Regions from separate parts of the Mus musculus genome. Here all the other regions are linked to region 1. The links are chromatin loops, found by intact Hi-C in ENCODE. Cell type or tissue: left cerebral cortex. All regions are shown on one strand. Each heading gives the region's core, and the rest is flanking DNA. Links, peaks and the distances in the headings are about the cores only. Region 1 holds the start of Mpped1 (metallophosphoesterase domain containing 1). Region 2 overlaps Efcab6 (EF-hand calcium binding domain 6). Region 3 overlaps Mpped1 (metallophosphoesterase domain containing 1).

Region 1 (10,529 bases), core at 4,780-7,279:
ACCTCCACTCAGCTCTGAAGCTCACAGACCTTCATGGACCAAAGACCAGAAAGAAGAGAGGCCAAGAAGGGTCCCCTAAACACACAGAGCAGCTATAGCTGAGATGCCTGGTCATCCTAACTGGTGAAGCCAGGTGGAAGATGCTGGACAAGTGGACTGGAACTGCCTGGAGCTACATTTATTTTGCCGCATCATTCAAGTCCCCACCTCGACCTACACCATGGCCTCTCAAAGTCTATGACCCTTGGACGGTGCTGATTCCAGCCTGCAGGTCCTGTGCCATGGTCCCAGAAGTGTTCAAATTGGGAAGGCAAAGTTTGCCTCTGGCCAAAATCAGAGGCAACCATTTCAGAAAGCCACCAATGTACCTCTTCCAGGGATACCTTTAACAAAAACCAGAAGCAAGGACAGTATAGTGGTGCCCAGTCTAGAAGAGCCAACCACCCACAGCTGAACAAGATATAGCAGTCACCACAGCTGCAGCAGCTACAAGAACTCCAAGTCGATCTTCCCGGGACTACTCTCCCGCATGCCTTGACCACAGCTAGCAGGGCAGCGGAGCACCCCCAACCCCTTTAACCAGCCAGCCCAAAATGCCAGTGATCACACTGGGTGCTGGCTCAGAGCAAAGCTACCCAGAGCAGGCTCTGGAGAGATGCTGCTTGTGCGGGCTTTTGTTAGAATGTAGCAAATGTCACAGGAAGAAAAAAAAAACAACAACAACAAAACAAAAACCAAGAAACAAAAAACATACTAACATTCCCTGTGGTCCTTGCCCTCAGGCAAAAACAAAAAACAAACAAAAAACAAAACAAAACAAAAACAAAAACCACACAGGCGGTAACACTAACCAGAAAAGTCCTGAGGGGTTCGGAGTGACTGGCCCCACCAGTATAGGCACCTGCAGCTGAGCCTGATGAACAGATTTCTGCCCCACAGCTCTACATTCTGGAAGGCCTGAACTGACTCCCATAGGCTGTCCTCTGACCTCTGTGTGTGACATGGCATGTACACACACATACACGCAAATTTTAAAATGTAATAAATAATTTTCTTTTTAAGTAGAAGGCATGGAGGTTTGGGGAGGATTCTTTTTTTAACCGTGCTCTCCACACTAGCTCAAACATCACTTTCGGCTGTATATTCTTTCCTTATTTTGTCTGAGCATTAAAAATATGTCATTGACTAATGCTGAACTGAAATTATCATAGAGGGTATAAAAATAAAATAATAATAATAATAAGTTTAAAAGGCAGAAGAATTCAAAGGAAGGTAAAAGAAACAGCCCTGTGACAGGGTGGCGTGGGGTAGGGGAGGTGCAGCTCAGAGCCTGCCTCTCGAGGTCCTGAAATAACTAACAGGGCCTGCGTCTGGCCTCCCTTTACATTCACTGGATCCCTCCATTGACAAGAAACCTTGGCCAGCAACTGGCATCCAAGGCCTGGCAGAGCAGTTGAAGAGCTGAGCTACTGCAAAGACCCACAGATGGAGGGAAAAGAGACCCTGCACTCCAGAGAGCATCAACCACAAGTGACTTTTTAAAGCATTTACTACTTAAAAACCTTTTAGCTAGGCCCCTGTTGAACGTAGGACTACGAGATTTTAAATCTGCCTTTCTAACTCCTCCGCTGCCCCTCCCCCAAGTCAGTGACGCTTCCTTTTCCAATTATGTACTTTTATTCCGGAACCATCGAGAGCGCTACTTACTGGATCATGTCCTGGCTGCCACAAATAGCTACTCACTCATTCCCCTTGCTGGAGACACAAATTCGGTGGGTTCACCAACCTCATCTCCAAATCCAGACCAGTCTCCACTCCCACCGAACTGATGGGGACCTGGATCTGGGCAGAAGCCTCAAAGCCCAGGCAGAGAAAGAAATGCATCTACAAACCAGAGCTCTGCTCCATAAACAACTGCAGTTCTCGGGACTTCCATATCATCTAGCAGATTCACAATCATGCAAGGAACAGAGAGAGGACCCATTTCATTTTTTTTCTTCCCTTCCACACAGTGCTGTGTGTTAGTTATCAAAACAGAACTCTTAGAGCCTGAGCATCTGCAGGGCTGTGGCGAGAAGCTGCTGGGTAGTGGCTCCAACACATGCACAGACACACACACACACAAAGAAAACAAGGTTAAGTGTATAATAGTCAGCACTGCATCTCACTCACACACACACTCACACACGCACAGCTCACACTCAGTACTTAAGGGTGTTGGGGACATACGTGGCTAAGGTGGAGGCGAGGCACGGAGGTCTTAGTGTCTTGACACACAAATCCGCTTTCTGAAGAAATTAAGTGTGGACTGAAGCTCTTGTGGAAATCTATTAGACGCCGCTGAGGAATCACCACGTCAGCACCGACAGGGATCCATTCAGGAGTTTTGGGGGGTGGGGGGCTGCTTCAGAGACAAGCTTGGGTCTAATTTTTTTGTGCTCATTTGGAAATTCACAATTAAGGATTAAACTTCTAAAGTGTAATCAATTAACTAATGTGCCCAAATGACAAACCTACAAAAAGGCCAATTTCATTCTCCACTCCCCTACCCCGACCACGCAGGAAACCAGGGGTGGGCGTGTCAGGGGAGAGCACACTGACCTTTCCCACAGATGCCCGAGTGTCCAAAAGCACTTTGTTACAGAGGAGGGAGCAGGCACCATGTGGAAAGGGCTTGCATTTCTCAGGTGTGGTACATTCTGCAGCTTTGCGGGCTGGAGCTCGGTACATTAAAAAGAAAAAAAAAAAGACAAGAAGACGAAATGGAGAGGAAGGGAGTGATAAGCCTGTTGGAAATGGGAAGCAGACATCATTTCTCCTCAGAGCAACGGAACGAGCCCGGTGGTGCTCAAAGTCCCTCCTCGTGCACCAGTGCCCAGCCTCAAGGCCTCACAGGAGAAGGGATGACAGGGGGAGGCTGCAATAGGCAGGTGATCATGCAGGTATCTGTAGGGTTAAGTGAGGAAATGCAGGGACCTGGAGATCACAACCTACCAGAAAGGGGAGAGAGAGAAAGAGAGACACAGAGAGACAGAGGGAGACAGAGGGTCAGAGACAGAGTACAAGAGTGAGCAAGCTTCCACATACGTTGAATGACCAGGTTCTGACATTTTACTGGCCAAGTTCATGGAAGAGAAACCCACAAAGAAGACCTCTAACCTCCAGTCACTATTTGAGTTCCAAGCAAACATATAATCTTGATTTGTTAAGGGTTTTTTTGTTTGTTTGTTTGTTTGTTTGTCTGTCTTTTTTGTTTGTCAGTTGATTTTCGGGTTTGTTCTCGGTTTTGTTTTAATGAAATTGGGGTTGCCCCATAAGTGTTGAAAAAATAGAAACAGAGCATAATTAAGCCTTCTTTCATTAGAGGAAAAAAAAATTGAAGTAAAGGAAACCATTTGTGCCAGGGACATACTGGCCAGCCAGGTCACCAAGACTGCTACAGTGAGCTGAATGACTCTGGAAATTGCTTCTGCCTGGTGCCACCTCCGAAGAGGGGCTCGCTTTCTGGTTGTTTCTTTTTCTCTCTTCCCCTAGGAGTTGCTTCGGCTTCTCACTTCTTAATCTCCTCTTCAGACACAACCTGAACAATATCAGTGGCAGTCTCTGTACGATGCTAGCAGGAGATGTGGTGATGTGAGGGTAGTCACACAGCAGGCATCGGGATGCAGGGGATGGCCCACCCCATGTTTGGTCTAGCCAATGCTAAATGGACCTTGCTTCAGAAAGTACCATCTTTGCCTGCCTTTCTCCCTGGACCCTGAGTGTGAGATGTATCTAGCCACAGAGGGTGCAAGCATTGTGGTCAAAAGAAGACCCTGTGAGCAAGCCTGCCTCTCACCTTGAGGGGCCAGCAACTTTGTTCTGTGGATCAGGACGTGCCTAAGAACCTATTTCTGGGCCTGAGCCCCAGAGAAGCCAGGGCTACAGGCCCCTTCAATTCTGAGGTGCAGACAAAGGTTGAATGGAAAGAATTTCAGGAACAGGAACATACTGTAGGGAGGCCACATGCAAAGACCCTTTTTTTTGTTCTGGTGAGGGAGGGTTAGTGGGAGAGACGTGTCACGTTATCACTTCAAGGATTTTGACAGACAGTTCCGGGATGAGGGAGAAAACTCCACCCTTAACTGCTGCACTGGGGACTTGAAAGGCATTCACTAACCTCCGCTAATTGCATGTTTTTCTGTGTGTCATATTTACTTGTTGGAAGTCTTGCCTGGCCCATTCATTTCCTCTACCCCACTATTCGTGATCACTCACAGGCCTGAGGTTGGAAGAGCGAAGGCATTCAGAGAGATTAAACGCGGCCGACTACCTTTTGGCAATAGCTTCCTCTTTTCCATAGGTCCAGGACCTGCTAATCCCACCCACCCCCACCATACCCCATTCTCCATGTGCTCCTTCAGTGAAATCCATCTTCCATCCTTAGTTGTTCAGACAGTGGAGGAAGATGTGTCCTGTATTCGATGAACAGACAAACCAGCTGCTACTGCCTGGGTGGACGGTAGCAAGTTCAAGAGGGAATAAATGGACACACTTTGGATGGATAAAGTATTTAGCAGCCCCATGGGTGTACCAAATATTTTTATAAAACTGCTCTACTTGAGTGCGGGCTCCATGGATCTAGCGGGGGGGGGGGGGGGGCTCCTCCCTGATACAAACTGGGCCCTTGGAGAAATGCTCTCATTTGCCGTCTCCTGCATAAGCCTAGACCTGGTCCAGTGGTGCCTAAATTTGAGGCATCAGTCTGGGTGAGAGTGAGCATCCGTAAACACCACACCACACAGGGCTCACACCTCAGCTGCGTCACGCACACACCTCACTCGGAGCCGACCCTCATCAACGTGAAGGAATCTAATTCACTCTCCAGATCTTCCCAAATTCCTTGGGCTGAGGAGCAGAATCAGAAGGCATCCCTACTCGGAACCATTTCCAAACACACCGATCATAGATGTTCAAGACTAAAACGTCGTCTTTTGAGCGGCCGTGAGCCAATTAACACTGTTCCAACTCTCAGAGAAATTGGAAGAGACACAACCATTTCACTGAAATCCATCTTGAGCAAAAGGGGATTTTATAAGTGTTGAGGGGCTGCCACTCGGAAAGCCAATTTGCAGGGAGACGGGTGGTGCGCAGATTAGTATGCATGCTCCCACAGAGCAGTCCCCTGCAGACTGCGCCTCGACTCATTCCAGACGCCTCCCTGTGACCACCAGCTCCAAAGCCTGGTGTTCTCCTCTGCCTGGGTACCCTACCCAGATGGTCTCCTAATGCCTTGGCTTCTAGCTGAGATGGAGCAGTCACCCCAAAGCCTGTCCAGACTCCCCCCAAGGCATTTTTAGTCATGTGCCAAATACTACTGAAGTTGTTTTAATTTTCCTTTGGCCAAGGCTAGTTGGGGTGTTAATATGGTTAGTGACTGATCCCCACCCCCAACACCCCCCTAATGTAGCTGATCCCTGCTAGCAAGTCTGCCACAACCATTCATAAACCGGCAAGGAGCCCAACCATTCAATGGTGCCTCACTTTTGTTCGCCGGGTTTAATTTTATAATTGTTAACAGTTCGTTCTCCTCCCAGCCATTCAGGGGAAGAAGTGGGGGGGGGGAGGGCTGCAATTCTGAAAGGATGCTGAAGGAGAGGGGACAGTCCAGTAGTGAGGAGGAGACAATCCTGCCAGACTAGCTGGACATCCAGGTCCAATGTGCTCTGTGTCCTGACCTCAATGAACCACTGAGCCTGGGCCCAGAGGGTCAAGAGAGGATGGAGTCTCCAACCCCTAAGACTGGCCTCCTAGTCTCTTTCACATAACATCACTCCTCTGCCCCTGCCTAAACCCAGGAAGGCTGTGTTTGAATTCTCTCTCCCGTAGCATGTCCCAAAATAAACACACAGAGGCACCTTTCGGCTTGGGCACTCCATGAAATACTGTCCTGAAGGACTGGGTGCTGTCTGATTAGTCACTGAAGCCTCTGAGGGGGCACAGCAGAGAGCAGTAAGTGTGTTGAATGAGTGAAGGAAGGATGATGGATTGATAGATGGGTGGATGAATGGACGACACATGGGTGTTAGTGAAGTTCCCGGCAATACCCAGCAAAAGTAGCCACTTGACCAGCATCCGTCCCCTTCTCACCCCTCACCTCCAAGTGTCAGCAGAGGCTGGCAGCACACAGTAGGCTCTCCACAACAGGAGGTGGCTATTGTTACCACCCCCATCATCACTTGCACCCCACCAGCCCTCTCCTCCCACCGGCTACTCCAACAGCAGTCAGCGGCAGTCGACCAGCCTGGGAAAAGTTTCGCTGACCGCGCGGCCCCGGCCGAGCCCCCTCCCGCCAGCCCCGGCCCCGCTGGCTGCGCAGCGGCGGTAGCCGACCCGGGGCCGCGCGCCCGGGGCAAGGCAGAGGCGGCCAAAGTAACTTTACGGGCGCCGCGGGGCCCCCCGGGTGCGGGGACAGGGTCCCAGCCGCGCCCCCTCCGGCCCGCCGCCCGCGCCCAGCCCCGCTCGCACTCCCGGCCCGGCCGGGTCCTACCTGGCCCCGGGCTCCTCTTCGGCGGCCGCGAGCAGCAGCGCGCGCGGAGGGCGGCGGGGGCCCGGCTCCCGCGAGGGCGGCGCGCAGGGGCGGGGGCCTCTGCGCCGCGCGGCCGAGGCTGCGAGTGGGAGCCAGACTCCTCCTTCGCGGGGCGGGGGGCTCCCCGCGCCCCCTCCCCCTCCCCCGCCCGGCTCCGCGCCGCCCCGGCCCCGCGCGCCGCCGCGCCGCTCCGCCCGCGCGCCCGGGCCCCGCAGGAGCGCGATCGCGGCCTCGGGCCCCGGCCCCGCGCGCCCTCCCGCCCGGGTCCCGGCCGCCCCGGCCGCGCCTGGGGCCTCGGCGCCCTCCCGGGCCGGGAGCCCGCATCCCGCCGCTCAGGGGCCGCCCCGCGCCCTCTCCACGCAGCCCCTAGCCCCGGCCGCCGAGCGCCTGGAGAGGGGAGCGGGGCGGGGCGCCCTCACCTCCGGAGCCGCGCGCCGCGCTAGGCACCGCGTGCAGGGGCATGCGTGGCTCCTTCTCGGTGCCCGGGCACCCGCTCCGCGGTTAGGACCCCAACCTGGGGCCACCGGGGTCTCTGTCCATAGAGAGATGCGGACACCTCCCCCTCCCTCAACTGGATCAGGCCAGGGTCCTCTTGTTGAGCCCCTTCTGACTCCCGGTCTCCCAGCCTGGTCTCCTGGGTGGCCCACAGTGGCCTCACCTAGAAACCCAGTACGGGCAGGTAAGCCAGTCTGGAAGGCAGAGGACCTAGTGCTAGGTTTCCAGGAGGCCCTGTCCCGGGAGGCAGAGAGAATGAGACATAGAGGTCTCTCCAGTGCAAAGTTTGAGAGGCCAAAGACCCCCGACCCCTGACCAGGATAAAAAGGAGTCCACAGGGCCTAGCTCTGTCCTGGGCCTCTCCCCACAATGGAACTTAGGAGGGAAGTCCACCCAACATCCCTTAACCAGTATTTGTGGGTTCTACTTGCTTATCACAGAGCCTACCATCTCTCTCAGATGATTAGGGTCAGACCCGCAAGGGCACCTCAGTTGGCACTTGGGGCTTGGGTTGCTCTGAAGGAGAACCCAGTCTTGTGAGAGAGGCAGAGGGAGATATGGCACGTGTGGGAAGAGGGGACAGCCACCTGGGGTGGCTTCCTGAAAGTGGAGATGCTACATGGGGTAAGATCATGCCCAGGCTGGGGAAAAAAACCCTTCTAGATAGAGGCTGGTACAGGCCAGGGTCCTGGGCAGGGTGGGATGCTGAGGCTCTGTGGAGCTAGAAGAAAAAGAAATGGAGGTAAGGTTCTTGGGCGCTTGGCTAAGCCCATGGAGTTTGCTAGGGTGTTAGGGAGCCGTTGAAGGTTATGGCCAGGCCTTGCTATGACCAAGCTTGTGCTTTGAGAGAACTCATTCCAGCATCCCAGACAGGGAGTAGGTCTGGTTAGGAAGAGGCTAAGGAGGAGAAACTGATGGTGCAGAGCTCTCTCCCAGTGGGACCCCATAACTCACCCTGTAGACCCTTCCCTCCTAAGACTACAACACCACTTTGTGCTTCAGAGAACATCCCTGCCTACCTGAGAGACAAGGCTGCAGCTCAGGACATCAGCAGGCTCTCCCTGCTGCCTGCCAAGAACAATGGCACAGCTGGGCATGGCCTTTAGGGGACAAGAGCAGAGACAGAAGACATTCTTGTGACTGTTGTCCCCCCAAAGGCTGGATTTCTCCCAGAGCTCAGTTCCCAGAATACCATCTCTTACTGTGCATCTATTGAGCACCCACTGTATGCCTGGCACTCAGCCTGTTTGGAACCAAGTGTGAGCTTGCCACCAAGAACCCGTCATCACCTGCATCACCTCAGACCCAGGCACTCAGCTTGAACACACCCTGCCTTAGGTAACCTCCACTCCTCTCCTGGTCCAGGCTGAACCAGGAGAGGAGTCCTGGTCAGGCCCTAGGATCGGATGCTGTATCAACAGGGTCTACTAATTATTAGTGAATGGCTCTAAATGATGCAGGGATGAGGATCATGGAGTGGGCAGGACAGACTCGCTCCTAAGTGAGCAGCCCATCTGGGCAGACAGCAGCAGACATTCTGCGTAATAGAAAACTAACACTTGTTAGTCTTGTTCATGGAGAGTGATAAGAAACAGCACCGGATCCCCACTGCTGAACCAGCCAGGGAGGTTCCTTCTGAAGGGAATCATTTTCTAGGTGCCTACTGTGTGCTGGAGACCCAAGGAGAGGAAAGAAAACGAAGGTAGACTCCACCCCACTCAGTAACCTCCTGTCTCTTTCTGCTAGCCTCAGTCTGTCTAGATCCTGATGCTGTGACACAGGCCTCATCTGAGACGTCCATGCTCAGAGGCCAAGAATGAAAGGGCACTCATAGCCATGGAGTCCTGACCCTCCCCCTCCCTGTGCCTAGTTCACTGTGCCGTGACCACTCCCCAACTCCTGAAATAAGCCTTGGACTCAGAACTTTGATCTCTCTGTCAGTGCAGTTGATCGACGGACTCTACCTCGATGACAGTGCACTTGGCAGGCAGTTGTCACCTAACCCTGTCACAGTTGCTGCACCATAAGCTTTAGGTACCAAGTATGGGGATCTAAATTCTAACCTCGGATTTTTGCTAACTTGTCTGGGACCTTGGGTATTCTGCTGTTTCTCTAAATCTCCATGTTCTCATCTTGAGGAGGAAGGGCTATGGCAGAGAACTGGACAAAGTAGGGGAAAGACCCTGGGGGCTCCCTGTAGTCATCTTTAGGTAGAATTTCATGGTGAGCCAGCTAGACGTCTCAGCTGGGAACAGTGTTTGCTGCTAAGCCCAAGGACCCGCGTGGTGGGCAGAAGGAGAGAACTGATCCCCACAAGTCATCTCTGACTTCCACATATGCACTGTGGTGCACACACGTACTAGACAGATAGATTAGATAGGTAATAGATAGATGATAGAAAGACTAGATAGATTAGATAGGTAATAGATAGATGATAGAAAGACTAGATAGATGATAGACAGCCAGACATAGGATTGCATCAGGCCACAGGAGTCCCCTCAATACCATAGTACTAACCTCATGTGACCCATGTAAAGCTAGGTGAGAAGTAGCTGGGTATTTCTGGACCGGGAGGCCACCCCTGTCATCTACAGAAACTAAGAGGTCACATCCAATGGCTCACAAGGAGACAGGTCCTGGCAACTGATGCCCTTGGAGTCCACACTTGCAAGTCACTGATGGATGGCTTTGAATGTTGGTACTTCTGTCCTCAGGCCCTCCATGATGTCTGAGTCCTCCGTGGCTGTTAAGGAACTTTCCCAGCTGCCTTGTAGACAGCTTATTTTTGCAACAGTCTGGCATGGATCCCAGCAAGAGACAGCCTCTCCACAAAGGGGAGGAAGCCTCAGTTGATGGACTAAAAAACACTGGGGGGGGGTGTGCCCCAAAGGTTTCAAAACCTGTCCAGCTAATAGAGAGTCAAGTTGTGAGGACAGCCTTCACGGTACAGTCCTGTTCCACCGTCTCACAGTCCTGTTCCACCGTCTCACAGCCCTGTTCCACTGTCTCACGGTCCTGTTCCACCATCCCTTTTATTCTATTCTGATGATAGGCAACTCCTTCCTGTTCTTTGTAAGCCCCCAACCTTCCCAGTCAAGTTCTTTGGGTCTCAGCTGAGCTGTCCAGGGTCCTGGCTAAGCCCAGCCCTGCCCCAAAGACTTCTCTTGGTCTCTCTTCTACACACACAGACACACACACACACACACACACACACACACACACACACACACACACACACACACACCTGCCTCCTTGAAACCAGAAGCTGTGAGGCTGGGCCAACCCCTACAACACTTCGACTCTCAGGCTTCGGTAGCCATTTCTGAAAAATGAGAGCAACCCAGAGCAGGCCAGAACTCATGACCAACCGTAATCACAACCTCAGGGCCTGGCAAAGACACAGAACTGGAGGAAAAGGGGCACTACACTGCCCCCGAACAAGGAGCCCTGGATAGTGTGGCGCTCT
Region 2 (10,529 bases), core at 3,826-6,325, 110 kb before region 1:
CGTGTGGATTATTCTTTCCTAGGTCCAAAATAGACTTTTCTAAGCCCTAGCAAGGAGTTTCGCATGTGTCTGCTTTATTGCTGTATCTTAATACTGAGCTGGCAGCTCCTCCCTGCGCATGAAGCAGCACTGATTGTCTGTGTCCTTGTGTCCCTGTCACGTGATCCAAGCCAACGCAGGCAGACGAGGCTGCTCCGCAGCTGCAGCTTGCAAAGCATGGCTCTCTTCTCCTTTAGAAGCATCCCAGTCACTGGAAACTTCCCTTCTACCCCGGCTTCTAAGCTTCTCTCCTTGGATGCTCGCTCCCATCCAACTGACAGAAAATGCAGGCACTCAGGGGCCCCCCAAAAATGTAATCACATTAGTAGCAACCTTTTGTTTCGGTGCATACATGTGTGTACATACACATGCATGTTCTGCCTACCTCTTCTTTTTTGAGACGGAGAACTGGATTATAACTCACCAAGTAGGCTGTGCTAGCAAGCCTCACACATCCATGTCTTTTCCATCTCTACACTTAGCCCTTTAAAAAACAAACAAACAAACAAACAAAAAGAAAGAAAAGAAAAACAAATACAGGTATAGGACCAAAATCAAATCTGTTTCTTATCGGCAAGCACTTTCCCATCTGAACCGTCTCCCCAGCCCAGGAGCGGGGACCATGAAGGCATGAGACTTCTGGCGTCTTTAACAAACACCCCCGAGTGCTCACGGAGAAGTCTTAGACCTAACTCAAGTTATCCTTTCGGAATTTAGAGGGAATTGTTTCTCTGTCTGAGTTGAGGGCGTGAAGGGGCTGTCGTTGCTGCACGGATGTCCTTGTGGGGACATATGCTGAGATGGAATTTTTAATAGAGGAAATACTAAGCCAGATAGCGTTTGCACAATACCCTGGGAGAGCTTTTGGCTTGACAACTCATTTCAGCCAGGCTTGGGGAAGAATTTAGTGTCTCTGCCTCAGTTCCCCCAGCCGTGTGCCATCTCTGATATACTTCCCTTCCGAGTCCCACTTCACCCCTCCCTGCACACCCCCTAGTTAAAGCCTCTGCTGTGTCAGGGACTCCCTGTCCAGCTTGTAGCTCAGCTGGCTGCTGCCCCGTTATTTCCACTATCCTCATCAGGTTGTCCTCCCCACAAATGCCCCAGCAGTGCACTGGCATCCATCTTTTACCCAGCAACCCTTGCTACCTCTTGCTCTCTGAAGCTCTGAGCCCTATTGCCCAGCCATCAGGTCTTGTGTCTTCAGGACCGGGCAACCCGTGGCCTCCCCTCTGGGGCATCCCTCAGTCTCCTTTGTTCCTCCTTGTGGTGACATTTTAAGTATACACATCAGAAAGCAGCACCTGTGGGCATGTCCCAGCAGGGTGGGCACCAACCTCTTTGAATCATTGTCTTTCCCACACTGCCTCTATCCTCTGCAACTGTTTGTTGAATGAATAAGCAACTTTTTTTTTTCTCAATGACTCTATTCTTTTCTTTTGTGGGGAAGCTTGGACGTCAGTGTGCATAACAATCACATCGACCCTGTCGAATTCCTGAGAGCGCTTGAGATCAGCTGGGCCAGCAAAGCTCGCCCAAAGGAGAAGGAGGAAAGCTCGCCACCGCCCATCAGCTTCTCTAAGGTGACCCCAGATGAGGTGATAAAGACCATGCAGGAGGTGGTGGAGTCCTCCCAGCCTGCTTTGGTGGAGGTATGACAGTTTGCAAAGAGCCCCATCTTGTAAAACTCACATCTCCATCCCTCTCCTGGGGGTCGGGTAAGGGGGGACTCCAAGCTCCGACCCCTGTGACCCCACTACCTCTCTCCAGTCTCCTGGGCATCTACTGAGTTTAGATGAGATTGCTGATTGGAGCAACTATGTCTCCACTGTTGTTCTGCAAAAAGCTGCCCTGGCTCTGTCCAGCCCACTGATGTGGGTCCACTAAACACCAGGCAAGCTGAGGCCACAGAGGTCAGGCCAAGGAGACAGAGACGCCCGGTCTTATGCAAGGGGTAAGGTGAGGCCAGAACCTCTGGCTATGTCCTTACCTGCACTTTGACACATAGGTGCCCACATTCCTAGACAAAGATAATTTGTTTTAAAGGACAGAGAAACTGGATGATGGTGACACACATATAACCCAGGAGCCTTCAGTGTGCTCAAGCAAGTGACCCATGGGGATGAGTGACATCAAAGTGGCCGTCAAGAGGTTGAACAGGACAGGCTGTGTTACAGAGACTGTTTGGGGGGGGGCACCCAGAGGCCATGGATCATCTGAGGTGAAGGGTGTTCTACCCACTGTCCTATGGGTGACCCCATGTGCCTGATGGGGTACCTTGAGTCATGACAGTGTCTCTGGAAAGAGTGGTTGGGAACTACGCTTCTGAAAGTGTGTCCCCAGCCTGGTTCACAGGTGGGTGCTTGAGGTGGGCATACCAACCCAAGGTGACTATAGTCGGCTCAGACTAACAGATTGTTAGAGGCAGCATGGGCCACGTGCACGAGGAACCACGAGGAAGAATCCTCCCCTCCCCTCCCCCACCCCACCCACAACACACAGCAGTGTCTTGCGTCCACACCAGGAGGGTTCTGTGCTGATGGAGGCTTCCAGTGCTTTGCAGACAGCCACGCCTCTGCCTGCAAGGATCTCTGGTGGGGTGCCACCCCCTCCCCCGTGGACTTTATCTCTCCCAGAGCATAGTGTGCAGGTTGGGGGTCATTCTTCCTGTTCTACAGGAGGGGAAACTGAGGCTGAGGGTAAGTGAATTTGCCATAGCCTCACAGGTCACAGGGCTCTGAATGTGGCTGGAAGCAGAGAGGGACCAGCCCATGCCCTCTTCTCCAAATCTGGGAAGCCTAGCTAGGCATGCTGTCTCATGCCAGTTGTCACATCGCTTGGGAGGCTGAGGCAGGAGAATGGCTGCAGGTAACAGACTAGCGTGATCTATGTAGAAAGAACCCTGTCTCCTCTGGGAAAGGTCTGTGGAGGTGTTTGCCTGAGATGTGTTACTACATTGCTTACCACCAAGGTTAAATTAGATTATAAAGCCCTCACAGACACAGAGGCTTCCAAGGCCGCCTCTAGATTTAGATTTAAATTTGGACGTGGTTTGGTTTGGTAAACGAGATCCACCTACTCCCTCAGTGTAAGGGGGTTAATGTGGGAGCTTGGATCCAAAAAGGGGCGAAGCAATGGGGAAAGAAGCAGAAAGGTGGGTGTGGACTAGCCAGCTGGGAGATGCGCCAGGACTTGGCCTCTCTCCTATAAAACACGCACTGCCAATATCTAGCTCTCTGTGAGGACTTAGCATCCAAGGTCATTAACCAGAAGGAAAGGGGAAGGCAGCTTCGTGGTGCAGTATCCCTGTGAGCTACAGGAGGCCTGGTGTTCTCAGGCTTGTTGGTCTCAGGACTGGCCAAGTCTCCCAGTTTCCTTATATGGGCCCTTCCTTGGAACACCATGTAGGAACAGAGCTCTCATGTTCAGGGTTGCTTATTCTTTGGGTCTCAAGTGACACAGCTTAGCATCTCTTGGGATGTTTGTGAAGCTAGGGACCATGGGCCTCAGGGAGGAACCACAGTGGTTTCTTCTTTGTGTGGCTCAAGGTTCTACAGTGGAGAGTACAGCAGGTGAGCTGCAGGGGTGGGTGGAGGCTAAGGGTAGGGAAGAGAGGCTGGTTCAGGATGGCCACCAGAGGGGACGGGACAGGACATGCAAAGACATGGCTAAAAGCCACTGCAGATGCCACACACCTGTCTTGTTTCTAGACAACATCACAATACTATACCCTCACAATGTTTTGTAGATTTCAAAGCCCTTTCCTATTTAGCTTCCACATCATAGCAGGCTGAGTTTATACACAGACCCCAGGGAGCTTCAGGCCCAGACCCTAGGAGTAGCTGGACTCACGTTGCTTCTTGGGTTCCCAGGACATCCTGGTATCATCTCCCCATATCACATGGCTTCTAGCATCCTGACAGCACAAAGCTCCTTTTGCTTGGATCTTCTTCCAAGACGACTGTGCCCCTGGTGCCCACATCCCTGTACTTCCCAGCCAAAGACTCACTCACAACCGCCCTCAGCTAGGTCCACCTTGACAGAGAATGTGCCGAAGCCGAGAGAGAACAAGGACTTAGCTGAACAACCCCAGGCCAGGCACTGCCCCTCTGTGCCCTGCTGTGCCCATCTGTGCCCCCTCTGTGCCCTACTGTGTCCCGATGTACCCCGCTGTGCCCCGCTGTGCCCTGCTGCCTCAATGGCTGCCTGAAAAAGCTCTGTGGTATTTTGCTTACATACACCCCCTGCTCCACCAAGGTGTGCCTAGCTTGCACAGAACAAAAAAAAAAAAAAAAAAAGAGCTCAGGAGAGCTGGGCTCGTGGGCTGCAGGCACATTAAATTTTTACTTTAAAAGAAAGCATCTTAATCTACCACCCTGATATATATTTCCCTGTGCAATAAGAATGAATGATTTTGTTTCGACAGATGGAGAAGTGTGTGCATACTTTTTATAGCACACTTTTACACCTTTGCCGTTGACGGCTGCACGACTCGACCCACAGTTTGTCATGATTCCTGCACACTTCGACCCGCAGTGTCAGGATGACGGCTCCACTCGTGGCGTGGGCACAGCCCCTCACGCATAGGCTGGGGCATTCATTGGCCAGGAGCATTTGCCAGTTTTTCCTCTGCTTTTGCGATGTTTCAGGCCTTCTCTGCACTGGATAAAGAGGACACAGGGTTCGTGAAGGCTATGGAATTTGGAGATGTCCTGCGGAGCGTATGCCAAAAGCTAACGGATAACCAATATCATTACTTCTTGAGGAGATTAAGGCTCCACCTAACACCCAACATACACTGGAAATACTTCCTGGAGAACTTCAGCACCTTCCAGGACGAGGTAAGGCGCCCTCCCTCAAAGCAGCTCACAGGGACAGCCGGATTTCGAATGTCGTCGTTAAAGCAACCCAAGTGAAAATCCGTGATGAGACTGTGTGGAGTGCTGGGAGGGAAATTGTGTCCTCTACTTTGTGTTTTCTTGCTTTAAAGAAGCCTGGGAGTTTGCTTTCACTTGCTGGCTTTAGCATTCAGAGCACCTTAGATCTCAGAACAAGATCTGGCATCCAGAGAAGTGAGGCCCACTGAGGCTGGGGCAAGGGCTACACAGGCAGAGCCCTAGGCAGAGTGGAACATGGAGGTGTGGTGGTCCTGAGAGAGAGATGCACAGGTGGAGGTAGAAAGTCCCCTGGAGAGCAAGGCAGGCTGCTTCCTATGCTATGTAAGTGGCTCTGTGTCATTGACAACAGCTCTAGCCTAGGTGACACCATTCCACAGGGCAGTCTGTACTGAGAGAGGGTGGGGGGGGCACAGTTGCTGTGGCCCTGCCCTTGATGGAGGAACAAAGGGAAGCAGCGGATACTCCACAGAGAGTTCGCACTGGCTGGGGCTAGCTGTTTACTGTCCTCAGTCATAGCCACCTGGTTAGGCACCTCCTAATAATAGGCCAATTTGAGAAGTGAGGACTCTGGCCCAGAGATACTGGGTGATCCCCTGCCGCAGTCTCCCAGTCTCGGGATTACAGTCATGAGCCAGCATGCCCAGCTTTCTCACTCATGTTAATATGTCAGCTTTAGTTCATTCATATAATCTGTTATAAAGCTAATCTCCATGTTAAATGGAAATACTCCGTCAAGAGCATGCTAGTATTCTTGCATGTGTTCCCATCCTCCTGTGGGAGCATGTAGGTTTTCTTTTTTTCCACAATAGACAACCCCCTGTGCCTGTGTCCTGTGGCACACATGCATACATATGCACATATGGGATGCATGTCTGTAAACACACATGTGCAAGCATGCACACACACTGCTGCTCCATGTGATGCTGCCTGCAGTCTCTTAGGTGGCTATGCAGTGCCCACTCTTGTGGGTGGCACATTAGGCTTCCTGGTGCTCCATGGCCCCACCAGCCCTGTTTTCAGCCATATTAACCTTGCCTTGGTTTTAATGAAGTCAGGCTGTGATGTTAGGCCCTCTGTCCCCTGGCTGTTATAAGGACCTCCTCCTGCTCTGTGGCATGATTTTAATCTTCACACATGGTGGCCGTTGCTCTCCCCCGTGATTGTGCTTTTTGGCGTCCTATAAGACTGTTTGTTGTACAAAGCGGAGAAAAGACAATACTCATGTGACACCCCCCCCCCCCCCCCAGTGACCGTGACTTGTCAGTACAAGGAAGCAGCGAGCTCCAGATGGGACAGGGTGAGGGAGATGGACAGATTGGCTCCACCAAGTATTGCCCCAGCCTGTCCTGCCTGCTAGGAGGGCAGTTTCCAAGCCAACGCCTAGGTGCCTCCCTGAAGACTGCTTTTCCCGTTCTGAATGCATTTGGAGCTATGCAGAGTAGAGATGACGCTGAAGATGTAACTGGGTGTCTTGGCCTTTTCCACTTTTAGGAACTTCCCATTGTCGCTCTTACTCCTGAGCATTTAGAGCATTCCCACTCTGGCCACTGTGATGTATTCTTCAGCAAACACTCTCCTTTGTAAATCTATGTCCACATTTTACACTTTTCAACGTCTATGCAGTGTGTTCATATGTGTGTGTGTGTGTGTGTGTGTGTGTGTGTGTGTGTGTGTGTGCGTGCTTGCATATATGAGCACATGTGTATGTGTGTGCATACACGTGGTGGCTGGAGGTTGATAACACATGTCGCCCTCAATTTCTCTCCACTGTACTTCCTATGGTTGGGTCTCTTGGTGGTCAGCCAGTCTAGCTAGCCAGCTTACATAGTTTCTGTCTCCCGGGGTTGGGAGGGGGGGGCGATATCATAGGTGGGTCACTACACCAGCCCACTTTGTTGTTGTTCCTTTTTTTAAATTTGAGAAAATCTCATAAGTACCATATTTACATAATTTCCAACCTTTCCACCCCTACTCAACCTCGTGTCCTTCCCACTCCCTCTCAAATTCATGACTTCTTCTTTAATTATTGTTACATGTATGTATATGCATATACATAGAGACAGAGACAGAAACAGAAGAGAGACAGAGGGAGAAGGCATGTTGAGTCCATTTGGTGTTGCTTGTGTGTGTATGTGTTTAGTGATGGCTGCTTGGGATTAGATAACCTATGGAGCTCATCTTTGGAGAAGTCTGGTTTCCCATCTCTTGGCAGCCATTAACTGCCTGTACCCTGTCACCTAGGGAGTGGAGTCTTGTGAGATTCCCCCACCCATAGTGGCATGTCCACCGATGTAATCATTCAGGTCTTGTTTGGGCAGCTGTATTTTTGAGGTCTCATGGCTGCAGCTTCCCTGTCGTATGTAGAAGACACGTTCTCACAACCCACAACCCCCAGACCCTATGTCTACGTTTTGTGGAATCCCAGAGCAAAAATATCTGGGGTGAAAGAGCAGGAATATCTTTATCGATCTCGAAAGCAACTCCCCATAAGATATTTTTAAAACAATTCTGTGTATTATATTACATCAGCTGAAATCATCATTGTTGAAGGTGGTTGGATGTAGACAGTGCATATGGCTCCAGGGAACACCTGTGTTCATCATACACTATTTAGCCTGAACTCATAGCTTTCAAGGGAAGAGTTGAGACTGTCTCTCTGCTCGGCAATATGGCTTCTCTCCAACCCCTCTCCATGAGCCTTTCCAGCCAGACTCTCTGCAACAGGGTTTGAGGTCTGCTAGAGGATTTCAGGACTCTTGTGATTGATTTCAAATTATTTTTAATTTTAAAAATCATGTCTATTTGTATGTGCCTGGGGTGTCTGTATACACACTGACCAGAGTGGTTAGAGGTGTGGGATCTCCTGGAGCTAAAGTTACAGGAAGTTATAAATCACTTAGTGTATACTCCCTGCCTTCCAAAGTGCTTGCTCCAGCCTAGGGGACAGGGAACAAGGCCTAGGTCACGTGTCTGATACTAGGGTGTCCTACTGCAAAACAAGTAGGAAGCTGGGTACAGGCCTGGGTGAGAGGGAGGCTCAGAGGGAAAGGACCTTCCCAGAGAGAGGAGTGATCAAGGCATGTCAGCATAGAGTCAGTGGTGTGTGGGAGGAGGCAAGCCCTGCAGGGAAGGCTGTCATGGTTCTGCCAGGCTTGGGGTCCTACAGTTCTTGAGTAACTTGATGGAAAGTGGAAGTGTCCAGGTGTGCTCGGGCTAATACAACAAAAGAGAAGAGGAAGAGCCCTTACCTGGGGGGAGGGCCGCTTTGGGGGGGGGGGGATCTGCAGTGTCCTGTCTTGGGTGCCATTATGTCCTTACACCGGACTCAGCAGGGGGCAAATGCCACTAGGCCTCTACCTGAGGCACTTGGAGCCCCTCACCTTAGCTGATACAGCAGTGGTTCCCAACCTCCCTAATGCTGCAACCCTTTAATACTGTGCCAACTTGCTTTGGTGACACCCTACCATAAACTTATATTTTTGTTACTTCATAGGTGTAATCTTGCTACTAGAATGAATCATAATTTAAATATCTGATATGCAGGATATCTGATATGTGACCGCCAAAGGTGTTTTGACCCACAGTTTGAGAACCGCTGTATTATGGGCTCTCTTTACAAGAGTCAACCTTATCTCTAGACACACTTTGCCCAACACCCTGTGAAGGTTCTAGAAGAATGGCCAATGAAGTGATGTTAAAAGTGCTCATCAGGGGAACACTGGGAAGAGCCAAGGCCACAAAGGCAGCTGTTCCCACCCTCTGTACACCTTCCTTCATCGGGGAGTGACTGTACCAACGTGAGACTGGTCTACGGGGGTACACCAGAGAGGTAGCCGAAAACCCCAGTCCTGCATATCTCCCAGAGTTCCGAAGACCCCTGGCTGAGAGCATACCTAAGTCCAGGTGAACCAAGAGATTGTCGTTTACCAGACTGACAAGCCGAGTCAGGGACCACAGGTTTAAAGCACCACAAGGTCCCCTGTGAAGGGGGACACAGCAAGGTGCCATGTGGGTGTTCAGTTTGTCCTCTTTACTCGCAGACGAGGGCAGGAAGCAGGGACACAGAGACCACCCAATGTCTCTCGAATGGCTAGGGACTCCCCACTCCATGTGACTGGGGAACTGGGGGAGAATAGACTTTTGTCACTCAGCCTGCTACAGCTTAATCACCAGGAGGGAAGAGAAGTCAGAAGTGGTAGGGCTGGGTAAAGTCACTTCAGCTCATTAAGGGGACACCAGGCATTCTCTCCCTCTAGGGACACAGGGGAGACAAGTAATTAAAAAGAGATTACTGAAGTGTAATTAAAGAAGCCAGCATCTTCCTCGCGGAGGGATTCAGCAGAGATTACCCCCAGCCAAGGCTACTTGATCCTTGGGCTGTAGAACTGTACTCATGCCCTCCCTCAGTAGGGACCTCAAGTGTACCGAAAGAATGAAGACTGTCATCTGGTTCCACCCAGTTCTCGTGCTTAGTGAACCTCAATATCCCTTCTCAGGCACGTTTACGATCGCACGTCTTGTGGCCGTTGTGCAGGGACATGGGACTAAGCCCTTCCCTCAGGAGAAGCATCCTGGGTCCTGGCTCCACACTGTGGCTGCTCTACTCTAGGCTGCTCCTGCTTCCAGAGTGGCCAGTGTAAGTTAGTGCTTCACAAGAGCAGGGTCAGGGCAGATGAGCCCACCCAAGGCTGGAGTCCCACGGTGGGGAGGCCCAGGAGTCCACCTGAGAGCCAGGCCTGAGGCACTTCCCATGCACAGCCTACTCACACAGGAAGATCAGCCCCATGGTTGCAGAGGTCAATGGGCCCATGAAGAGGAAGGTGACCCTAGTGTCCCTCACCATTAGGGATTGACCTCTCCAGCATCCAATAGGAAGGAGAAATGTTACAGGACAAAGAAGCGAGCAAGAGACGGGCCCCTCCTCATGCTCTTGACCATCCTCAGCTCCGGAAAAGCTTTCCACACCCAAGTGCTTTTTGTGAAAGACTGAGCATTATCTTGCCTGCTCAGTGTAGTTTTGGATCTCCTGAGTAACAGAGATGGGTTCAGTTCAGTTCAGTGGTATCACTGGCAGCAGCTGGCCATACCAGGAGCCAACCCCAGGGTCACTGTGTCAAGGATGTCCTGCTGAGAATGGCTGTGATACAGTGGTCCATTCCCCCCCTCCCCTTCTGCTGAGTAGTGCTCCGTAGTTCCTCATCCAGCAAACTGGGCATCTTGGGGTCCAGGTGTGCGGTAGACAAGGGGGTGCACTCAGAGGACCCCACTGGGCGATGCACGGTCACTTGAATTGGGCATGGTCACTCCTGTGGAAGCCTGAATTTGGACTGTGCTAAGAAGGCAGAGCAACTTGCTCACACGGTGATTGTGTCTGGCCAGCCACAGTCATCATCTTGTCACCACAATCAAATGTCACCAGTCAGGAGAGCATCAGGAAGGTGCTATGAGCCAGCCACATCCCTTCGCTGGTCCTCTCTATAACCCTGCATGTGGTGGGCACATTATATCAGCATCATCTTTCAGGGGAGAAAACCAAGGTTCAGAGAGCCATGGCATCCCCCTCTCCCTGCCCAAAGCTAGCTGTCCAGGGCT
Region 3 (10,529 bases), core at 5,307-7,806, 61 kb before region 1:
CCCCTCACCCACCCAGGGAGATATCTGCCATCATGGTTCCCACAAGCACAGAAGCTAGGGTGTAGAGCCATACCTAAGTGACATAGCCAGAGTACATCACTTGGGTACCCAGAGTGCTGGTCCAGAGCCAGGCTCTCTCTTCTAACCCAAAACGATAAAAATAACCACCCTTCTATGGTAACACCCTCTGTATTTAGTTGCTCAGTTAACTCTTGGGAGGAAACTGCTGGGAGCTTCGCATTCAGGCACTGAAAGTGTTAGCACAGAGAAGGCTAGCATATCTGAGCACGCACAGGAGCAAGAAGGGTTTGGGCCAGGATCCCAGACCCCTGCAACCCGTGTTCAAGCTAATGGTTGATGCAAAGAGGCCCCTGGGGGTAGCCAGGCACCAGCTCTCCCTTCCACACAGAAGCTTCTTGTCTGAGTTGCCCCCACAGGCTCCCTGGGAGGAGCCTTCAGCCTGGCTGATCAGGGAAGAGGCAGCATCCATCACAGGTTGCCTGTGTCACCTCCAAATCCCCCCATGGCTCCCCCACTGTCTCCAGGAAACAGACACACACACACACACACACACACACACACACACACACAGTCCTGGTGGTTTGGCACACAGGGCCCTTGAACCTACCCCAACTGACTCTCAGACAATGCAGCCCAGGTTCCCATGAAGTTCCCCCAACAGGCTGACTGTGCCTGTTCTGCTCTGTAAGCAGCCCAAGCTAGTAGCTACCCCCAGACTTTGTCTCCTGCCACCCCACATCCAGAGGCGCTAACTTCTCACCAAGGCTCATGTTCATAAGGCCCAACTCAAAAGCCATCTCCTCCAGAAGTGTCCCCTGATCACCTCTCTCCTCTCGCACAGGTACCCCCCCACCCCACCCCCACCTCGATGGTCTGTTGTAGGCTTCTCCAGCACAGTGTTCAGATCTGCCCCTGTGTCTCTTATGCCTGGCAAGAGGACTGAGCCGGGTGGCCCTCAGGGAAGGTATGTTCAAGAAGAACGGCGATGAAAGATGAATGCAAACTGGAACAAGCCAGCAGGCACGCTGTCAGGCTGCAGGCATGAAGAACTTCCGGGTTAGTATTCTCCCCTCTGCACCCTCCAAGTGGTAGTCCCGCCCTAGGACCTGCCAGTCAAGCTTCAGAATGACAGCTCTAACAAGGATGCCTGCCCCTGGCTAATCATCCTCACCCTCTCAGGAGCCAGCCAGCCCAGGGTGGGAGGCGGGGGAGGGTTGGGGGGGAGGGGCAGAGTGTGCCCATTGTGCGAGAAGGAACCTGGATCCTGGTGTCACCACCTGCATTCTGGTGCTCAGAAAGCTTGATGCTGGGGGTGGACTCAGGTCAACTTACCCGTAGGATGCTCCCATTGGTCCCCTTAAAGACAGGCTTTCCTAAGCCACTCCCAAAGGGGTCAGCTACAGCACAGCTAAGTAGTGTCTCAGACGAAACTGCCATTTGTCACTGGGCGCAGACCCCCAACTAGGCTGTGATCCCCCCACCCCCCTTTTGCAATAGAGAAAACCAAGGCTCAGAGAGACCGGGGATAGGACCACAGCTCCCAAGCCCAGGGTCTAGAGTGCAGATGTCCCACCTCTGGGGGACAGCCCCTCCTACTATGGCAGAAACTTGAATCAGCTGTCTCCCCTGTGTCCCTGGGTGCTGGCATGCAGAGGCCAGGGGTTGGGGGGAAGTGGAGGGGTAGTAAGCAGTATGGCCCAAAGCTATGGTGAGTGGGCAGGGACCCACCAGCTGCCCAGTGTCCAGAAGCTTGTCACTCACACACCCACTGGGGCCACAACAGCAGCCACCACGTCAGCAGCAGAAGGCACAGCGCGGTAGAGTGGGTCCCTTGTCATTCTTAATTAATTTCCCCCACCCTTCCGATGTGTGGAATCGCTCATCTTTTGTTTTGCTGGGACTCTGTGCAGAGACGGCAAGTGATTCGTCTCAGACGTTAATCTTGAGTGGGGAGACGGAGCAGGCGCACAGCAGCCTGCTAGAGAGGACAGGGGCGGTACAGAGGCAGTGGCTGGGGGTGAGAAGCAGAAGATAAGGATAGGAGGGAGAAGGGGAAGGAAGTGTGGTGTGTGTGTGTGTGTGTGTGTGTGTGTCCTTAACAGTGCACTTCCCTAGTCCACCTGTGCCTGTGGGTATATGAGTGTCTTTGTGTGCATGTGTGTGTGTGTGTGTGTGTGTGTGTGTGTGTGCGCGCAGACATGTGTGTGTATCACAAATGTGTGGGTAGGCTTGTGTGTTTATTGAATATATGTACATGTGTGTAGGCCTGTATGTTGAATGTGCATGTGTGCACAGATATGTGCGCCATCAGCTCAGAAGGGTCTGGAAGTCAAGGATACTTCCTGTTTCAGATCCCATCATAGACATAGTGTGTCAGGTCTGGGATACTGAGAACCAGGAAGAGGGAGGGGTAGTGAAACAGCAGTGGACATACTTTCAGGCAGGGTCTCTGGGGACCTGAGCTGTGTCTTCTGCTGCCCCCCCCCCCAGAGAAGGACTTAAGCCTAGCTGGTCATATAGGCAGTTTCCTGAACAGACAGGTGGCTCCTTACTACATGCCATCTGCAGACAATGACAGATAGTACTAGGTGGCCTTGCTGACCACCCCCATGGCTCAATGCGCAGCAGCTGCCTCTCTCTCTCGTTTGCATGAAAAGACTCAGCCATAGGAGGGATAGGAGCGGAAGCCCAGCCTATTCTGCCGTCCATGGGGCCCACTAGAGAGCCAGGCCAGTGTCAGGGGGAGGCTACCCCATACCAGCACCGGCTGAGGCTAACACGCCCCAGTAGAGTGACCCACATGCCTGCCTCCTCCCAGGTCTGAGATCACAGCCAGTCCTTTCAGCATCCCTGTACATCCCCAACTCACTGGTAACACAAGATAGCATAGTCCTCTCTGTCCCCTGAGGACACAGAACAAACAGAGCAGGTCGAGGGAAGCCACTCAGGGCCTGTCTGGGTCCTGAGGAGAGGAAGTCTGCTTCAGTTGCCTGAACAAGCTATGAAGGCCGTAACCTCATAAAGCTACCCAAAGATCCAGGACAGCTCATGACAGATGCTGTATGGGGACTTCAGTGGGATGGACCTTAACATTAGTAAGACAGCAAGATGCCACCAAGCCAGGAAAGGACTGGGCTTTCAACAAACCTTCCTCAAGCTGGGCCCCCAAGGGCTTCAATAAAAATAGACCACAAAGCTCACACCCTGACTCCAGTCCAGGCTCCTCTACCAGAGACTGCAGAGCCTAGACGTCCAGCAACAAGTCCCTAGTTCTCACTCAGGATGCCCCAAGCCAAGACACGAGCATCAGGTGGCTCCTGCTGGGCACACTCACAGACTGAGGCAGGCAACCCCCTACACTGGGCTATGCACCAAACGGGACTCTGACTTCTAACAGAGCTGCCCAGACCTCTGAGTCTCAATAGACATGACCACAATAGACACGCTAATGTCAAAAGACAGTCTAACACACACACACACACACACACACACACACACACACACACTCACACAGCAGAAAAGCACCACAGATGTGGTTTGTCAAGGTTTTGTTAAGAGAAAAGGCAAGGGTCGTACCAAGAGTTGGACATCAGGTCCTGGACCAGCCCATCACTCACACAGGACGGATGGAAGGTCCCAAGCCTGCACACAGCAGAGCAGCTAGCCGACAAGGAGACACCTGCAAGGGCTCCTGGAAGCCAGGTGGGATGTAGCCAGGGCCATAAGCAGGGATGGATAGATACAGCAAGACTCACTGTGTCCCACCAGCAGGCGGCCATAGCTGACGCTGTGACAGCCAGAGTAGTGGGGCCCAGTTCAGGGCAGTCCCTCAGGGCATCAGGATGCTCAGACCAATACTCTAGACTCCTTGCTCTAGTACCCAGGACCTTGAACCCATTCTGGTCAGATGATACGTGATTCTATACCATGCTCTTCCCCCGGTGAAAGGCATTCTAGTAGCACCTTGTTGTAGCTGTCCTGAGAGCGCCATGCTTCCCTCCCTGATCCAGCTCCCCTTGATCCTTGTGGGAACTTCCTTCATTGCAAGTCAGCTTGCTTCCTAAGACTTAGTACTTTGATCCCTAAAGTGAGAGAGTAGTGGGAACCTCACTGATCGTCCTGGGGACTGTGGTAGGACACACATCTGTCACACCGACTGGCTTTCCCTAAGCACCATCAGAGACAGACAGTGTTCCCAGGCTGCTCCATTCCAGCCCCAGGCTGTGCAGCAAGCCTACTTAACTGTACAAAGTAAGAGAATGGGACATCAAAGAGGACATGAGCGCCCACCCCCAGCTTGCCCCCAGAGGCCACCAGGCACTCGCTGTTCTGTGCTCGGCTCAGAGAGTGCTGTCTGCAGCTATCAGCTATGTAAAAGAAACCTTTATTATCCGTGCTCTCAACCCTGGGTGGCCGCAGCCAGCCAGCAGCACGATGAGACTCCAACTGTGTGCCAGGCAATGTCTCTCTCTATCTATCTATCTATCTGGCCTCTTTGAATTCTCTGTGATACAGAGACTCTCTGTGTCGCCGTCGCACAAAGCCACAGTTCTGACCACAGCCATGCTGCTGGCACTGGCACAGCAGGCTGGGTCCTCAGTCCAGCCTTGTAGAGTGCCCAACTGGCTCCTAGAGACAAGACAAGTCCCCTCCTTAGGTCTCAGGGTCCGGCCCTGACAGGAGAGGCAATCCAGCCAAGCACAGAATCCGTATCTGAGCCCAGCCACCGGGGCGCAGGTCCCGCAGCCCTGAAGCCGCTTCCCCTTCCCTAAGTTCAGCGTCTCAGCGGGTTTAGATCCCTTCTTTCAAAATACCACAAGTAATTAGAGCAGATGGGCCTGCTACGTGCCAGCTCCGCTCTCCCCCTCACTCCCTTCTCTCTCTCTCTCTCTCTCTCTCTCTCTCTCTCTCTCTCTCTCTCTCTCTCTCTCTCTCTCTCTTTTAAATCAAGGCCGTTTTTAGTTAAATGAGAACAAAAATGCATCCAAAACCCATAAATGAATAGGGTATATATGCAGGATTAAAAAAAGAAGAAGAAGCAGGATTTTGCAAAAGCTGACTCTTCCCTCTTCCTGCAGTTACTTCCATCCAAGAGCCGCCCTGGGTCATGGACATATATGCCCAGCTCTAGTTCTGGGGACCAGCAACTGTGTCAAAAGTCCCACAGAGTCACCACGTGCCCGTGAGGAAGGCAGGATTTCCCCAGATTTTTGCCCCATCTTTACTCTCCAGATGCTGGAAGAGAGCCCACCCACGTCAAAGGCACAGGGAGGCAGGCATCTGGCCTTCGGTCTCGGGGAACTAGTGAGAGTGGGCAGCGTGGTGAGCCAGGAGGCGGCATGGGCAGGCCACGTGTCCAGAGTCCAGCGTGGAATAGGAACCTAGGGAGTGAGGGGTTGGTGACGTGGGTCAAAAGGAGGCCACAGAAAGATTCGCATACAGGCAGATAGTCCAGGGAGGGGTCATGGTAGACTCCCCACTGCTTGGAATCCTCCCACCTGTGCACTCATTTATTCGAGAAACATCTATCAACATAAGCCAGGTGCCAGGTCAGGCTTTGAAGTTAGAAAGAGAGAGATTACGTGCAAAAGAAGCCCCTGGTCTCAAGTGTTCCAGTGAGCAGAGGTGGTACTGAAGAAGCCCGTTGTTAGGGTGACATAAGACACTCCTGTCCCACTCTGAACGAGCTGGTGGAGTGAGGGGCTAGGGCTGACCCAGGCCCTTGTGGAGACAAGATGGCAGAGAAGATCCACGGTGCCTGTCAACAGTGTCCACAAGGAAAAACACAAAGTGGGACCACACACATCCCGCTCACTCACACCAAGTACCCCCATTTCCAGTGACACCAGTGTCCAAGCCTGAAAAGCCAGCAGCAGGCTTTTTTGGGCAAGGGAAAGAATCTCCGGGGTCCAGGGAGCACAGATCCCATCAGCGGGACACAGGAAGCACTTGCCAGGAAGAAAAGTGTGAAGCCGTCTAATCACACCCAAGTCCAGGGCTTCTGCCCATCTCGTGGCTCTGTAAGAAGGCAGAGCAAGAAGACAGAAGGCGATCTGTCAAGTGTCAAGTGACCAAGGACGCATGTTCCGCTCAGAGCACACTAAGCCTCTCTAAAAACCAGTAAGAAAGAGAAAGAACAGAGCTGGCCAGGGGGACAGCTCAGTGGTAAAGGGAGCTTGCCTAGTGTGTCTGAGACTCTGGGTTTCATCCCCACACCACTAAAATCAACCAAAAGACAGACTCTCCTTGCCCCCAGATAACAGACGAGGCAAAAGACTTGAGTACTTCAGAGAGGAGGAATGTAGGCGGCCAGAAGCCATGGAGAGGCTCCAAGGCTCACGGCAGCACCAGCACCCACTCTAGAGCAAGGAAAACCTACAGCCTTATGTTACAAAGTGTTGGCAGGGGTACAGGTAAGCAACTGCTGGCAGGGGACATCACTTGGCAAACCGACTTTGCCAAAGAAATTGGAGGGCTGGAGAAATGATTCAGTGGACAAAGCCCTAGTGGATAAGAAAGGAGCAAGAGCTCAGATCCCCGGCACACACGTAAAAGCAGGGAGCATGTGGTGGCTACCTGGAATCGCTGCTGGCATACAGAGCCCTGCGTGCATACCCCCCTGTGACAAGCAGATCACTACCTGTTAAAGCCACATGGGCTCTCATACTGCCATCCTGTATATGACAGAGTTCCAGCTCTGAAGCTGGGGAAAACATCTGAACTCCACGTGTCAGCCAATGTGACTGGGGAGAGAGAAGAAATAACTTTACCACTCACTGTGTGCTGGTTAGTTTAATCACCAGCTCGACAAAATCATCTGGGAAGGGAGACTCAATGACAGACTGACTGGAAAGGAGACAAGCTACAGGTATGTCTGTGGAGCTTGTCTTGAATCACCTGAATTCAATAACCATCCATCACTCTCTCCCACCATGAGCTGCCCTGAGGGTAGCTGACCGGTGCCAAGAAATTGACCGTGTTCACCTCAAATCTTAGGACACGGTTGTGGGGAAGGGTTCATCCCACACACCTAACCAGGTCTGGGTGGAGTCTGTAGCTAGGCTACGAGGTTCTGAAGCTATGAATACATTTTTAAAGGCTGGTTTATACCGTTTCCATGTGTGTGGTTTCTAGCATCCTTAGGACACCAGCCACTAAGGCTCTCTTCCTTGGAAGAGTAATGTACGTACTGAGACCTCACATTTACCAGCCAGACAATGAACCTCGGGGAGGCTGTTCAGCTTGGCCACTGCTTCCACAGCTCAGTGGCAGGACTAGGACCTGACTCCTGGGTGACAGGGCTGGATCACCAGGCCAGGAATGTATTGGCAAGATGCACAGAGGCCTCATTAGCAGAAGCATGGTGATGGCTGCCCCCAGGCCCTCCAGAAGCCATGGAATAGGAGGGGGAGGTCACCTGTAACCCACAGGCGCACATCCCCAGCAGCGATGCACTTTCTGGGTGAACATCTTTCTGATGCAGAGTGAGGCAGGATCCACAAAGCTTTCCTGGAAACGAGCCACAGGGAGGCAGCAGGTCCCAAGCATGTGGTCCTCAGGTACTCCATCCCTGGAGGGATCCTGAGGGATGTTACTCTGGAAAACCTGGTTTCCAGGACCTTGGGGAGAAAGGTAGGGCAGGGATGCCAGCCAAGGACCCAGGGGTGGAGGCTCTGGCTGCCCAGCCTATGGATTCTGTTTCTTACTGTGACCCATACAGGGTCTGAAGTAGTGCCACAGTGCCTACAAGGCTGACACCTCGTCCAGCCTCCTGGCCTTTGCCTGTGACAACCACTCCATTCCCCACATCCTTAGCTCTGTGATCTCTTCAGTTCCCAGATCTCTCCATGGGGGCTTTTCGCTGACCCTAACTTCCAGGGCTTCTTCCTGAATCAGGAGATAGCTGCTGACTGTGGTTTGCCATCAGGGCAGGAACCCAGGACAGCAATGACTGCAATGGTGAGTTCCTGCCAAGTCCATGGGGCTTGGTGGGAGCCATGTTCTCAGCAATTCTCATGGGCGGCTTGATCCATCTACTGATGATCCAGGAGAGTGATTCTCAGGTCTCCATGTCCCCTAGGACACGCAAATGGTACTTAGGAAAGTGCTGCATGACTCTGACTCCAGAGAGGGTAGAGCTCACCAGGAGTTGGCCAGGAGTCTGGGGGCACTTCTGTCTTGAAAACCCTGGCTGAACCATGTGCCCACCTGGACTTCTTCTTGCCTGTCTATAGAATGGGGTTGTTGTCAACCTACCCCTCATCTGGCATAGGGCTCACCCCTTCTGAGCATGCCCCCTTAGATCATGAGTTACAAGGATCACAAGCCACTGATGGTGCTTACCTCGTGCCAGGCAGAGCCACACAGACCTCAAGCCCTGCTATACTGCAGTGACATCATCTCCCCATGGCACCGTGGGTCCAGAGAGGCTGCCACAGTTACCCAAAGTGGTTGGTGGTGCCTTGATCTGTGCATCCCGTGTTTCAGGCACACTGCTAGAGACAGGGCTTCACCAACACACAGAGGGGAAGGGACAGCTGCCAGGACTAATTCTGTGGCCCCACAGAAACAGAGCCAGTCACCTCCTGCCACCTGACTCCAGCCCCAGGTAGCTTCAGAGAAACAAGCAGAATGCTGCACACAGAGCGGCCTTGGGGCTGTTTGTGTCATCAGGCCAAGGAAAGCACGGTGTGTAAGCACAGCCAGGCTGGGGATGTGTGTGCCCCACCCCCTGAGCCACCCTCCCTTTATCCTAGTTCTAAAGCCTGATCCAGCGGGGAGGGAACATCGTGGATTCCATCGTGCCCTCTCAGGAGCACAGCACAGCCTCCTGATTACCCCCTCCCCCAACACACACCCTACTCATTTACTCTGCTCACCAGCCTGGGCTTCCGCTGGCACAGGTCTGCGGTCAAGAAGAAGGCAAGGCCTGGGGGAAGCCAGGACTAGAGAGGCCAGTCATGTCCACAGTGAAGGTCACACTGGGGCCACTGGTGGCCAGAGCTCCAAGCATCAGGACAGTGATTGAACTGGCAGCTGGGCTCACCCAAGCCTCACCCTCTTGGCTAGTTCAGTGATGGCTGATGAGCCGTTCCCTGGAGAGAGGAGTGCACACCTAGGGAGCCCTGACGCTGAGTTACTCAGCTCTCCTGAGCCTGGCTGCTGGGTGGTGTGTCTCCTCCATTCCCCTCGCCCTCCTTACTAGACCATGAAGGAAGGGCACACTAACAAAGCAGGTCTCCATCCTCTGAGCACTTATGGCAATGGCCATAGGCTCAGGGGAGCCCTCTGACACCTTATAGCCACCACTGGAGGAGGGCACACTGCCACCCCATTCTGTAAGAAAGTGGGCTAAGGCATAGGAAGGTCACCCAGTGATGCCCAGGGCAACACAGCCCACAAAATGTGAGGCTAAAATTAAGCTTAGGGTTTCTTGGTTTTGGGGGGGGGTTGTTTGTTTTGGTCTCTAAGCCATGCCTCTAACCTTTATAACCTTCTTTTTAAGGAGCTGTGTGTGTGTGTGTGTGTGTGTGGTGTGTATGGTGTATATGGTGTGTGTGTGTGTGTGTGTGTGTGTGTGTGTGTATAGGTATGTGTGTGATGTGTATATGGTTTGTGTGTGGTGTGTAGTGTGTGTGTGTGGTGTGTGTATGGTGTATATGGGGTGTGTGTGTGTGTGTGTGTGTGTGTTGGGGCAGGTTGTAAACCACAGGGAAAAGAGACCCAGTCTTGATTCTTGACCTCACACTCGGAACCTCCGCCTCTCATCCTGATGGCCCCACCCTATTTTGCCCCGCCCAGATTGTTCAGGCCTCAGGACCCAAGACTTTGCTCAAGGTGAGCTTCTCACACGAGCAGGCTTCAGATCAGCCTTTGCACCCTGTCAGGCAGCCTCAGCCTCCTTCTCACATCCTTGCCCTTGGTTTCGAGTCCCTCACATCGTTGAGTGTCCAAAAACCTTCAGAGGCAGCAGGAGAGCATGGAACCCTTGAGCATCACCACCCCAGGCAGAGACAGCAGGCTCCTCCTGGGGCAGAAGAATGAGTCAGGCTGGCCCCTCTCCCATCCCTGGGGCTTCATAAGATCCACACAGGCCCTATCCCCACCTCGGCCTCAAATCACCAGGGGACACCAAACACCACGGCCCAGGGTTCCCCAGATGTGTTGTGTTTTCTTAGCTCACCCAGAGCCCTCCACAGTGCCACTCCCTCCCTGCCCACGCCCATCTCCTCCCATGAGGCTGAGGTCATCCATCTTCTCTGGGGAGCTTCCTCTCACCCTGCCAGCACTTCACACCCTGTGACCACGCAAGGGCCAGTAGATCTGCCCACAGACTATTGACATGATGCCACAGGCGGCAGCAGAATCACCACCATCTTGTTCATTACCTGATCCTTATCACTACCACCAGCCTCACCGGCGACTGCCATCATCACCAACACCAGCAGCAGCAGCGTCACTGCCATCATCATCAATATCATCACCAACATAACCATCATCACTATCAT

Evidence for each region. A loop is a pair of places that touch in the nucleus more often than their neighbours do. Peaks named below come from ENCODE experiments on the same cell type or tissue, not always from the same donor. Only the 100,000 strongest peaks of a DNase experiment are listed, where the experiment ranks them.
Region 2: a loop joins it to region 1, with 2.0 times the contacts of the local background. A loop is called at or near these places in 2 of 42 quality-filtered maps.
Region 3: a loop joins it to region 1, with 6 times the contacts of the local background. A loop is called at or near these places in 6 of 42 quality-filtered maps.

Annotation. Positions count from the first base shown.
Region 1 is chr15:83,776,108-83,786,636 of GRCm38, reverse strand. Mpped1 (metallophosphoesterase domain containing 1) reads right to left here and starts at 6,614. Exons shown (of 7, transcript NM_172610.3): 1 at 6,530-6,614. In left cerebral cortex, for the core only: no CTCF peak of the experiment used is centred there; DNase peaks (open chromatin) are centred at 5,088 and 5,913; H3K4me3 peaks cover 2,184 bases; H3K27ac peaks cover 2,058 bases.
Region 2 is chr15:83,887,114-83,897,642 of GRCm38, reverse strand. It overlaps Efcab6 (EF-hand calcium binding domain 6), which reads left to right. Exons shown (of 32, transcript NM_029946.4): 25 at 1,490-1,691; 26 at 4,689-4,880. Among named protein-coding and RNA genes, the nearest start is that of Gm41372, 33 kb to the right of the region's middle. In left cerebral cortex, for the core only: no CTCF peak of the experiment used is centred there; DNase peaks (open chromatin) are centred at 4,542 and 4,898; H3K27ac peaks cover 263 bases.
Region 3 is chr15:83,837,368-83,847,896 of GRCm38, reverse strand. The region is part of intron 4 of Mpped1 (metallophosphoesterase domain containing 1); the gene reads right to left. Gm41370 (a long non-coding RNA gene) reads left to right here. Exons shown (of 7, transcript XR_003951468.1): 4 at 1-1,077; 5 at 10,433-10,529. Among named protein-coding and RNA genes, the nearest start is that of Gm52172, 6.4 kb to the right of the region's middle. In left cerebral cortex, for the core only: no CTCF peak of the experiment used is centred there; DNase peaks (open chromatin) are centred at 6,401 and 6,724; H3K27ac peaks cover 2,399 bases.